Linked DNA regions of Homo sapiens: region 1 is linked to region 2. A link is a contact called in ENCODE Hi-C or POLR2A ChIA-PET data. All regions are on one chromosome and are shown on one strand. Each heading gives the region's core, a stretch centred on a gene start or an enhancer-like site at or near the end of the contact. The rest is flanking DNA. Distances are from core to core; before and after follow the strand shown. Region 1 overlaps KMT2C (lysine methyltransferase 2C). Region 2 overlaps KMT2C (lysine methyltransferase 2C).

Region 1 (5,577 bases), core at 2,257-4,756, 190 kb after region 2:
TAACAATTATTCTCAGCTGGGTATGGTGATGCACACCTGTAATCCCAGCACTTTGGGAGGCCAAGGTGGGCGGATAACCTGAGGTCCAGAGTTCGAGACCAGCCTGACCAACAACATGGTGAAACCCTGTCTCTACTAAAAATATAAAATTAGCCGGGCTTGGTGGCACATGCCTGTAATCCCAGCTACTCGGGAGGCTGAGGCAGGAGAATTGCTTAAACCTGGGAGATGGAAGTTGCAGTGAGCCGAGATCATGCCATTGCACTCCAGCCTGGGCAACAGGAATGAAACTGCGTCTCAAAACACACACACACACACACACACACACACACACACACACACAAATTATTCTCGTCAACACCACCAATAGACCAACGGCAAAAGAATTAACAATCCAGTTAGCACCCACAAGCTTTCTTCAAACATCCTAAAAGTTCACTTCACACCAGGATCACTTCCTCCTTAGTGAAATGATCTTCTATCTTTTATAAGCACAGAGATATAATAGTCTAATATCTATCTCTTCAGCTGATTTCCTTTAGACCTCTAAATATAGGTACAGCCCTCTATACATCCTTTATATACTCCTGGGGTTGGGTGGTTGTTTTTGTTTTTGAGAAAAGGACTCACTCTGTCGCCCATGCTGGAGTGCAGTAGTATGATCATTCGCATTCTTGGGCTCAAGAATCCTCCCACCTCAGCCTCCCAAGCAGCTGGGACCACAGGCACATGTCACCACATTCTTTTTCATTTTTTTGTAGAGATGGGGGTCTCACTATGTTGCCCAGGCTAGTCTCAAACTCCTGGCCTCAAATCATCCTCCTGCCTTGGCCTCCCAAAGTGCCAAGAATACAGGCATGAGTCACTACTCCCAGCCTATAAGCTCCTCTTTGAAGAACTTATTATCCACATTTCAACAATTTCCTCTGGACTTTATGATTTGTAAGTCAACATCTCTAGCACTAACTCCTCTCCTGAGTTCCACACCATATTTTAACTATACACTAGACATACTTAGCAGCTTGAACACTAAATTTCACACAAAACTTTATCTCTTATCGCTCAGATTAGCACTTCAATCTGACTTCCCTCTTTAAAAAAAGAAAACTATCTTCTACATTCAAAATGAATTTTAGAAAAGTATTTTGAAAAACAATTTGTATAACTATTCTTGGGTAGTTAGAAAAAACTACAAATAATTGTAAATCCTATCAAATCATAAAACTAATGATAACATGAAGCATCAAACAGATGGTTTTGGTTTTCATACTTAAAATAACATGTTTCTTTTCTTTTTTAAAAAATTGAAATAGAAAAGCTGACCTTAAATTAAGTGTTTATACAGTCTATCAATCAAGGTGTCCTGTCTATCCCGAGACAAAATTGATAAAGTATCTAGAATCAAATCTACAAATACGTAAGCTTGTATTCAAAAGGAATAATAAAATGAAAATTTACATTTCTATGTGACAAATGACCTCATGAACAAAATGAATGTGTCACAGATGAGAGAAAATAAATACAATTTGAATCCCCCCCCAAAAAAAAAGGTATTCAGATCAAGAATAGCTAAATAACTCCAAAGATGAACAAGGCACATAAACCTGTAGAACGTAGACAAAGGGGCCGGGTGCGGTGGCTCACGCCTGTAATCCCAGCACTTTGGGAGGCCAAGGCAGGCAGATCACCTGAGGTCAGGAGTTCGAGACCAGCCTCAACATGGAGAAACCCCATCTCTACTAAAAATACAGAATTAGCCGGGCGAGGTGGTGCGTGCCTGTAATCCCAGCTATTCAGAAGGCTGAGGCAGGAGAATTGCTTGAACTTGGGAGGCGGAGGTTGCGGTGAGCCGAGATCATGCCATTGCACTCAAGCCTGGGCAACAAGAGCAAAACTCCGTCTCAAAAAAAGAAAGAAAGAAAGTAGACAAAGGACAAAATCCATACTCTTCATCTTCTATGCTTTCCAAGTTTTAGTAGGACACATAACTGCTCAGCTAGAGACTTTATTCCCCAACCCTCTTTGCAGCAAACCATGGCAAGTTCTCACCGAGAGAATATGACCAGAAGCAACTGCGCAACCTCATCATCTAAAAGGAAGTGAGCTGCTCTTCACTAAATTATAGTCCCCTTTCCTACAGACTGGAATGGACATGACAGCAACCCAGTCGCAATGCTGCCAATGAGGCGCAATGCTCCAGGTGATGGCAGAGAGACAAGACAGAAGAAACCTGGGTCAACAAACAATAATATGGAGCAAAAGACAACTCATCAGCCTATACCTCTCCATCCTCAGAAATATTACATGAGAGAAGATCAATTTGTTTTATTTAAGCCACTGCTATATTTTGGGGTCTCTGTTACAGCAGTTTAACCCATGCCCTAATTAACACAGAAAACTGGTATTAAAGAGTGAAGAATTGCCGTAACAAAATCTTCAAGTGGCTTGATCAGGCCGTGAAACACTGATAATGGAGTCTGAAAATCAACTGACCCTTTTTAGGCTATATTAAAATATTTAATATAGCTATGACCTACAACAATTTGGAATGTAGACTGTACCTACAGAGCCTGTAGCTCTAGGCAAAGCATCTGGAATGACCCAAAGGGTATTCTGTGTTGCCTCTCTCTAGTATTTTTACAGCCAAAGATAGAAAAGAATACAGTTCTGCTAGAGAGACTCTCTCTGCCTGCCTATTATATTCAAAGTACTATAAAATTATCACATATATAAATACCTGTATGAAAGCATTTCATTTCTACTCAGAGAGTCCCAGAATACATTTTGGGATATACCCATTTTATACCATTCTTACTACTGGGTAACAAGAAAGGGGAAGAGAAAAATAAGTGACAAACTTAAGGAGGAATAAGAATAGTGCCTTCAGAAACTTACCAACAATGAGCCAAATGGCCCAGGGTCGCAAATCATTACATTACCCTGAAAACACATTTTTTCCTGGAGCCAGATCCATTTGTCTCCACTCCCAAGCTGTGCTCTCTCCAATCCAGTATGACTTGTCTGCTTCCTTTTACTATGCTGCTATCTACCATATATGACCTCCAGTCAAAAATTTCCTTCTCCTAGCGAAGTATATAACAGTTTCAGCTTTTTCCTTATTTTTATCCCCAAAAAAGAAAATACATAGCACTTTTATTATTTTTAGGGGAGTTTTATTGCTTACAGCTAAGGGAAAAGAAGCAGGACAATGTCTATCTCTCCCTCAAATAAGAGCCAGAAGGAAATAGAAAAGTTAAACGTTAATGTTACTGGTTGGCCAGTAGGTTTGCAGGTATACAACCTTTTGAAATTATGTTTCCTGCATTTCAAAGAGAAAAAAACAGATTCAGACTATAGGGTTTTTTTGTTTTTTTTTTGTTTTTTAAGAAATAGGATCGGCACCAGATCTGATCCCATAAAGCAGGTAAGAAGACAGGCTTTCAGAGTTCATCCTGTTCTCTTTTCTCCTCTAGCTATTATTATTACTGGCTCTGCCCATGATTCTAACTTGGATCTGCTAAAGAAACAGTAGGGAGCGATAGTTTTGGTTTTACTTTTGGTTTAGATTTTGTTGTTTCAGTCTTGTGTTCTTTAACAAATAAAGAGGACTCTATGACTGCTTCCTAGATAGCAGTAATTCCTGCCACAAAATAGGAACAAACAACAAAAAAGGTATCACTAAATATTTGATACTTCAGGTAATAACAGAAGCTGTCTTTAACTGTCACTCTTCATTTGGTAGACTATGTTAGATCTTAGTATCTGTCAAAGTCAAGGCAGGACAACTGAGTGTTTATGTCTCTCTCTCTTCTCCTAATCCTAGTCTTCAAACAATTGTCAGAGTTTGGCAGCAGAATGTGAAACAGACTGCTCTGGATAAAAATGATGTCAACCAGGGATCCAACCAGAGATGTCATCCAGAGATGCTCTGGATGAAATGGCTACAAACCCAGTGATATCTGAGGAAATATGCCTGATGCCAGTACTTAATTATCTCCAGTTTATTATTAAAAATGTACTCTTGAATACTATCCTATGCTTTGCCTAAAGAAAGAAGCTAGCCATTCAACCAATAAAACAGTCCAGGTTTGGCGACTCCACCACTTTGCAGAGTTTTTGCCTTTCATGAGGTCCAATTAGCTCAAACTGCCTGCAAGCCAAACTGTGGAAATTGGAGCAGACATTTAAAAAATTACATTGCATTTTTAAAAATTCAGTGTGGTATTTTTCTTGAATATAAAATCCCTAATATATCTTTTCCCTTACTTTGAACCTGACCTAAAATACAGGCAATGACACTTGGTCACAAAATGCACCAAAGTCAGAAAGGTGGGGACAACTGCAACCCTGGGATAAGGACAGGCAAGGCGATTTCATCTGTAGCCACTATCTACGGATAATCTCCATCCACTAGGTGGCACATGTACAGTGGTAAACTATACTAAGGAACCTAATCATTGACCTGGCGTGGTGGCTCAAGCCTGTAATCCCAGCACTTTGGGAAGCAGGAGGATCACTTAAGCCCAGAAGTTCAAGACCAGCCTGGGCAACATGGCAAAAGCAAAAAAAATTCAGCCGGCCTTGGTGGCACACACCAGTAGACCCAGCTATTCAGGAGGCTGAGGTGGAAGAATCACTTGAGCCTGGGAGGCAGAGGTTGCAGCTGCACCAAGATCACACCACTGCACTCCATCCTGGGTGACAGAGCAAGTCCCTGTCTCAACAACAACAATAAAAAAGAGAACCTAATCACATGTAAGTAGATTCCTAAGAGAACTTGAAGACAATGTGCACTTCATTAAATAGCATCAGCTATGTGCCAGGCATTATCTCTGGGGATGCAAAGATAAATTAGATCTAACCCTTTCCCTTAAATAAGTTCATAACATACCCTCTTTTAAACCTTTACTTTTCCACCTCCAATGACTCTAATTTATCCTACACAAATTGGTTCTAAGACATGAGAAAGTTTAATAGCAAAAGGTGTCTGCTGTGTTAGTTAAAACCAAAGGCTTGGAATCCAATGGTTCCGAGTCTGCATTCTAGCTCTGCCATCTGCTAGCAATGTGACCTTTGGCAAGTTACTTAACTTCATCTCAATTTTACTTTGCTCGTCATTTAAGACAGACAATACCACCTAGTATAAAACTGTCTTTATGATCCAAAAATAAAAAAAAAAGAACGCATGAAAAGCACTTAGCTCAACGTCTTAAGTGTAGTGATGTAGCTGCTATTCTGATGACCTCTATCTACATTCACACACTATAGTCTATGGATTCACTTGTCCACCTCACTTATACAACTTGATTTTTTTTTTTTTTTTTAAAGACAGAGTCTCGCTCTGCCGCCCAGGCTGGAGTGCAGTGGCGCGATCTCAGCTCACTGAAAGCTCTGCCTCCCAGGTTCACGCCATTCTCCTGCCTCAGCCTCCCAAGTAGCTGGGACTACAGGCGCCCGGCACCACACCTGGCTAATTTTTTGTATTTTTTTAGTAGAGACGGGGTTTCACTGTGTTAGCCAGGATGGTCACGATCTCCTGACCTCGTGATCCGCTTGCCTCAGCCTCCCAAAGTGCTG
Region 2 (5,429 bases), core at 2,900-5,399:
AGTGTGGTTTAAGAATAAACAAGATCAGTGGAAATGAAGAGATTCCAAATGGGCCAGGCGTGGTGACTCATGCCTATAATCCCACCACTTTGGGAAGCCAAGGCAGGCAGATCCCTTGAGGTCAGGAGTTCAAGACCAGCCTGGCCAACATGGTGAAACCCCGTCTCTACTAAAAATACAAAAATTAGCTGGGCATGGTGGCGTGTGCCTGTAATTCCAGCTACTAGGGAGGCTGAGCCAAGAGAATTGCTTGAGCCCCAGAGGCAGAGGTTGCAGTGAGCTGAGATCATGCCACTGCACTCCAGCCTGGGCAACAGAGTGAGACTCCAGAGGCTGAGGCATGAGAATCGCTTTAATCTGGGAGCCAAGATGGCACCACTGCACTCCAGTCTGGGTGACAGAGTGAGACTCCATCTCAGAAAAGAGAAATAGATCCCTGCATGTATGAAAATCTAACGTACAGTAGTAACTGGTATTAAAATTCAGTTTATAGTCAAGATTTCGTGGGGTTAGAAGAAAAAGGCCAGGTGCGGTGGCTCACACCTGTAATACCAGCACTTTGGGAGGCAGAGGTGGGCGGGTCACAAGGTCAGGAGTTTGAGGACCAGCCTGGCCAATATGGTGAAATCCCATCTCTACTTAAAAAAAAAAAAAAAATTAGCCGGGCATGGTAGTACACACCTGTAGTCCCAGTTACTTGGGAGGCTGAGGCAGAAGAATCGCTTGAACCTGGGAGGCAGAGGTTGCAGTGAGCCGAGATCGTGCCACTGCACTCCAGCCTGGGTGACAGAGGAAGACTCTGTCTCAAAAAAAAAAAAAAAAAAAATTCATGCCAGCCACGGGGGCTCATGCCTGTAATCCCAGCACTTTGGGAGGCCGAGGCAGGTGAATTGCTTGAGTTCAGAAGTTCAAGACCAGCCTGGACAACATGGCAAAACCTCATCTCTAAATAAATATTTTTAAAAATTAGCCAAGTATTGTGGCATGCGCCTGTAGCCCTGGCTACTCAGGAGGCTGAGGTAAGAGGATCGCTTGAGCCCAGGAGATCGAAGCTGCAGTGAGCTGAGATTGTGCCACCGCACTCCAGCCTGGGCGACACAGTGAGACCCTGTCTCAAAGAAGAAGAAAGAAAATCAGTTAAAAATGAGTGGGTTACTTCTAAATGGCCCTTCAACAACTGGTTATCCAATGGAAGAAAGCGAAATTGTATTTTAAAAATGTTATGCAAGAAAACCTCTAGAATCCGTATATAATCTAGGGTCTTGACCAAGACTAGATGCAACAGAAAATTATGTATGTTTGTTTATATAAACAGTAACTTTTACAAGAAAAAAGATGTCACACTTGCTGGTAGGCAAAGGATATTTTGTAGGGGAAAATTCTGAATAGTGTAAACTGCTAAAAATTGAAAAATGGACAAAGGATATGAATACGCAATTCCTATGAAAGCAAATCCAAATGGCGGACATGAAAAGCTGCCTATTCAATTAAGGTAACATCAGTCTATATTTATCAGACCAACTAAACAAAAAAATAGTAACACCAGCTACAAATGGGAAACAAGAAAACAGTCTCACATGCTGCAGGAAGAAGTGTGCAGTAAGAGACTTTTTAGAAAACTGGCAATATCTATTTAAATGAAAAGTACACACGCTTTTACACAGAAACCTCACGTTTGGGAATATACCCCATAGGAGTGAAACTATTAATTCATTGTGATATTTGTACAAGATATAGCAACACTGTTTGTTATGAGAAAAATTATAAATCAAATACACACTCATCAGTAATGCAATGGTTTAACTGCAGTTCATCAACACTATGGAACATCAGGTAACCATTCAAAAGAATGAAATGAAGCTACGTCAGTTGATCGAGAGGGACCTCTGATTATTACAGAGAAAAGGAAGACGGAGAAAAATAAATATAACATGATTCCATTTTTATATATGTACATAAAAGTGTATATAGTTCTAAGATATTAGCACAGAAAAACAGGATACATATTAGATCATCCACGGGATCCCCAGGGAGGTGGACAGATGGGAGGGTGGCAGGATGAAATAAGTAAAGAGACAGAAACCAGAGCTCTCAAAAATGCTTCAGGTTAAAGGTGACAGGTTGAACACAGTTAAGATACCCACTAAAATCACAGTAAAAGCACACTCCTCGAGAACACGAATGGGTATAAGAGTGAATGGACTATTTAAAATGAAAAGTAATTGACTTAGCAGGGGAAAGCTAGAACTGGAAGGAGTAGAGGCAAAGCACTAATTCACCCACAGAATCCGAGAGAGGCTCAACAGAGAGGGGCAACAGCAGAGAAAACACAGATACTCCACTCATAATGTAAAAACAAAATATCAAACAAGATCAAGAGCAGAAAGGGCTCGTAGCTAATCTCTAAAAATAGACAAGAAAGATTAGCAGATAAAGTAGAGGAAGTCTCAGAAAGAACAGAGAGACAAGGAAACAAAGAACAGAAGGGGAGAAAGGATATAAGACAGAAATTACTCTCTGACATGCATGAGAATCATCCAGGAGGCCCCACCTCCAGAGCTGGATTCAGTGAGGCTGGGCTGGGGCCCCCGAACCTGCACATCCTAACAAGCTCCCAGGTGACACTGCTGCTTCTAGTCTCAGGTCCACACTGTGAGATCCTGAATCTCAGGGGTTTTAGTGCAAACACAGAGGAAACAGAGGGGCAGAACTTGCAAAAGAATGAATACAAAACACATTTCTCAGACGGAAGGTCACGATGCTCCAGGTTGAAAGGGCTCATCAAGGGAGGAAAGCAATCAACAAAAAGACCTCCACTGAGGTGTAGTTCTGTGAAATGTCCAAATATCAATAAAGAGAAGATCCTACAAACTTCTAGTGAGGAGTAAAAGGGTTCCAACAAAGGAACAAGAATCTGAATGAGTATAGACAAAGGAACGCTGATCCAGTTTATAGGGTAAAGATACTTTGCTGGCTGCTGAGAGGGAACTGGATGGGAGGAGACAGCCAGGCCTGCAGTGGTACAGGCAAGTGATATGTGGCTCAAGATAGGGCTGGTAAACCTAAGAGTGGATCTGAGAGAATTTTTAGGAGAAAACAGAACTCGATGATGCTTTAGGTTTAATCTGGCAGTACTGAGGCCAATGTACACAAACGGTAACATCACTCAGCAAGGAGCTTGTAGGATGGCGGGGTTTAGGAGCTGGACAAGTTTGACAAAGTAAGAGCTTTGTAATTCCATTCTGAGACATCCAAGGAGAAAAATGCTGAACAGGCATTTGGATATTTGGGTCTGCAGCTCAGGAAGTATGGACTATAGGTGTAAACTTAAATGCTTAGCCTATACACGGCCTTACTTGTAAGATAGTCCACAGTCTACCAAAAAACATGCACTGATTTCATGAAACGGTAGCTTCCAAAAGATAAGGTAACTTCCAAAATTGGTGTACCTTTGGAAAATATTTTCATTTGTATTTCTCTCAAGTGCTTGAAACAGCTCTACTGAGCACTCCACAAATCCAGTGTGTGCAAATTACAATGCTACCTGCCTCCCAGGAGCTCTCAACAAGATGCAAAGATGTGGATTCCACTGGTCTGCTTTCCCTTTGGGGAAGCCAATCACCAAGTCCCAAGACTACATATTAAATCCCTAGTGTTACCAAGGGACAGGATTTGATACGATTTTGAAAACACGTTTCTGTCCCTGCAGCTATGTGAAATCATTTTCACATACTGGACATCAATAGCTTCAGATTGCTAGACTCCACCCTGTCTCTCCACTTCCTGTACACAAAGTATTTCTTCACCTGAATCCGAGACCGTGCCAGATACACATTGGATTTCCATTCAGTTTTCATCTTCCGGTACTGCGATGACTTGGAGTGAACAAACTGTTTACTATAAGGTGCGTTCAGTTCTCCAGTGACTGTGCTCTGAAATGACTTTGAGGTGCTGGTGCTGTTTAAGGTGTGAGGCCTGCAGACAATGGCATATCAACAGGAAAAAAATACAAGGAAAACTGAAGATACCTCTGAGTAATGCCCAAAACCAGGTTAATTCAGATTCTTACTGACAGAAACATACATGGAAAGCTGCCTAGCAGAGACACACGGCGAGTTCTCTTATGTAGTTGGGCACATACACAGCCAGACAGCAGGGTTTGTAAGCAGCAGACAAATCAAGCACAGGAAACCACTAATACGCCTAGAAACCCTGGGCTGTACTATGTGAAGTTAAAACAAAATACCTTAACACAAACCTCTTGACATGGGCACTCATTTTAGGTTCAGAACGGGCACAACCTGTGGGGTTAACGGCAAGAGGAAGTTCCATGAGAGGATTTCGGCCGTATCGGAAGGTATAATTTTCACATGCCTCAACCCCAGGAAGCTGAAAAGAAGCAAAGCAGACACAAAGTCACCCCATCTGATGGAGACTACAGACAATCTCAAGCTGGTCAAAGGATGGCCCACGACAGAAATAACTCATCAGCGTTTTCCCCGATAATAAAATGGTCTTCTAGCTTATGTTAACACTATTGGCCTGCAGGTAGATCTACTTAAATATGAGTATGCAAATTCAGTTTCAAAGCCAAACTTAGGTAAACCCTGCCAAATGCTCCTTGAAGAAAAAGATTAGCCCATGCAACAAACACTGGCTGACCAATATACACGCTTGTGTGATTTCAGGGCCTGACTGAAACACACAATACCCACAAACACAGGGCATGTAATGATTCGCATTGAGTTCTTTCCCCTGTATTAATGCCAACTTTTATATCTCTGTCTGGAATTTTACAATTAAAAACAGTTAAAAAATCATCTATATGGTTTCTTTCTTGATCGTTTCTCACTCCTTTCAATTTGACTCTGATGTGATGAGGTTATCGCTCTCCATGTCCTGGGAGCATAAAGCATAGGTGTTAACTCAAGCTTTACTCAAAGTCATTTACATGTTAAAGGTCTTTTCTGGAATACATTGCTTGTGAAATTTATTTCTCTGTAGTCATAAAAGATAAGTATCATTTAGGCAGGGCGATTCCAAAGAAAACAATTAGGCACATTACTCAGTGGCTTTTGGGGTTTCCTCTGCCTGTCCAAAGAAAACACACCAATGATATTTTTATTCTTGAAAACAATGCCTTAGAATCATACAATTTTCTAAAACTATTGTGTAGATATGGTTCAGTTAGACTCACTGACAAACAGGCTTGTAATCTTTTAAGCAAAGAAATGTCAAGAGAGGACAGAAATCAGTGCTGCTGCGATCTACTGCCCTCTAGTGACTTCATCCTAGGAAGAGGGCAGGAGAGTGGCCATAAATACCCAAGTGTCAGGAAATGGGCACACTGACATTCTGAGGTGGGAGAAACTTCAGAAAGGCAAGGGAAGAGGAGAGTGTCCTCACCCATCCAGCACACCCAGAAGATG

Evidence for each region. Hi-C counts contacts between places; a loop is a spot of excess contacts on that map. ChIA-PET counts read pairs that join two places held with the same protein, here RNA polymerase II (POLR2A). Pooled maps may share reads with other maps.
Region 1: a pooled map shows a loop between it and region 2 (2.1-fold over the local background). The contact joins two enhancer-like sites. A Hi-C loop is called at or near these places in 1 of 37 single-sample maps with no recorded cell type and 5 of 50 pooled maps. POLR2A ChIA-PET finds 5 or more read pairs at or near these places in 3 of 52 experiments (BJ, OCI-LY7 and activated T-cell).

The regions. Positions count from the first base shown.
Region 1 is chr7:152,332,550-152,338,126 of GRCh38, forward strand. The region is part of intron 2 of KMT2C (lysine methyltransferase 2C); the gene reads right to left. Among named protein-coding and RNA genes, the nearest start is that of KMT2C, 100 kb to the right of the region's middle. RefSeq lists an enhancer at 4,440-4,679. Within about 2 kb of position 3,507, at least 5 of the 41 ENCODE cell types and tissues checked have a DNase peak (open chromatin) inside an H3K27ac peak, as active enhancers do.
Region 2 is chr7:152,140,907-152,146,335 of GRCh38, forward strand. It overlaps KMT2C (lysine methyltransferase 2C), which reads right to left. Exons shown (of 59, transcript NM_170606.3): 54 at 4,247-4,389; 55 at 3,807-3,975. Among named protein-coding and RNA genes, the nearest start is that of GALNT11, 120 kb to the left of the region's middle. Within about 2 kb of position 4,150, at least 3 of the 41 ENCODE cell types and tissues checked have a DNase peak (open chromatin) inside an H3K27ac peak, as active enhancers do.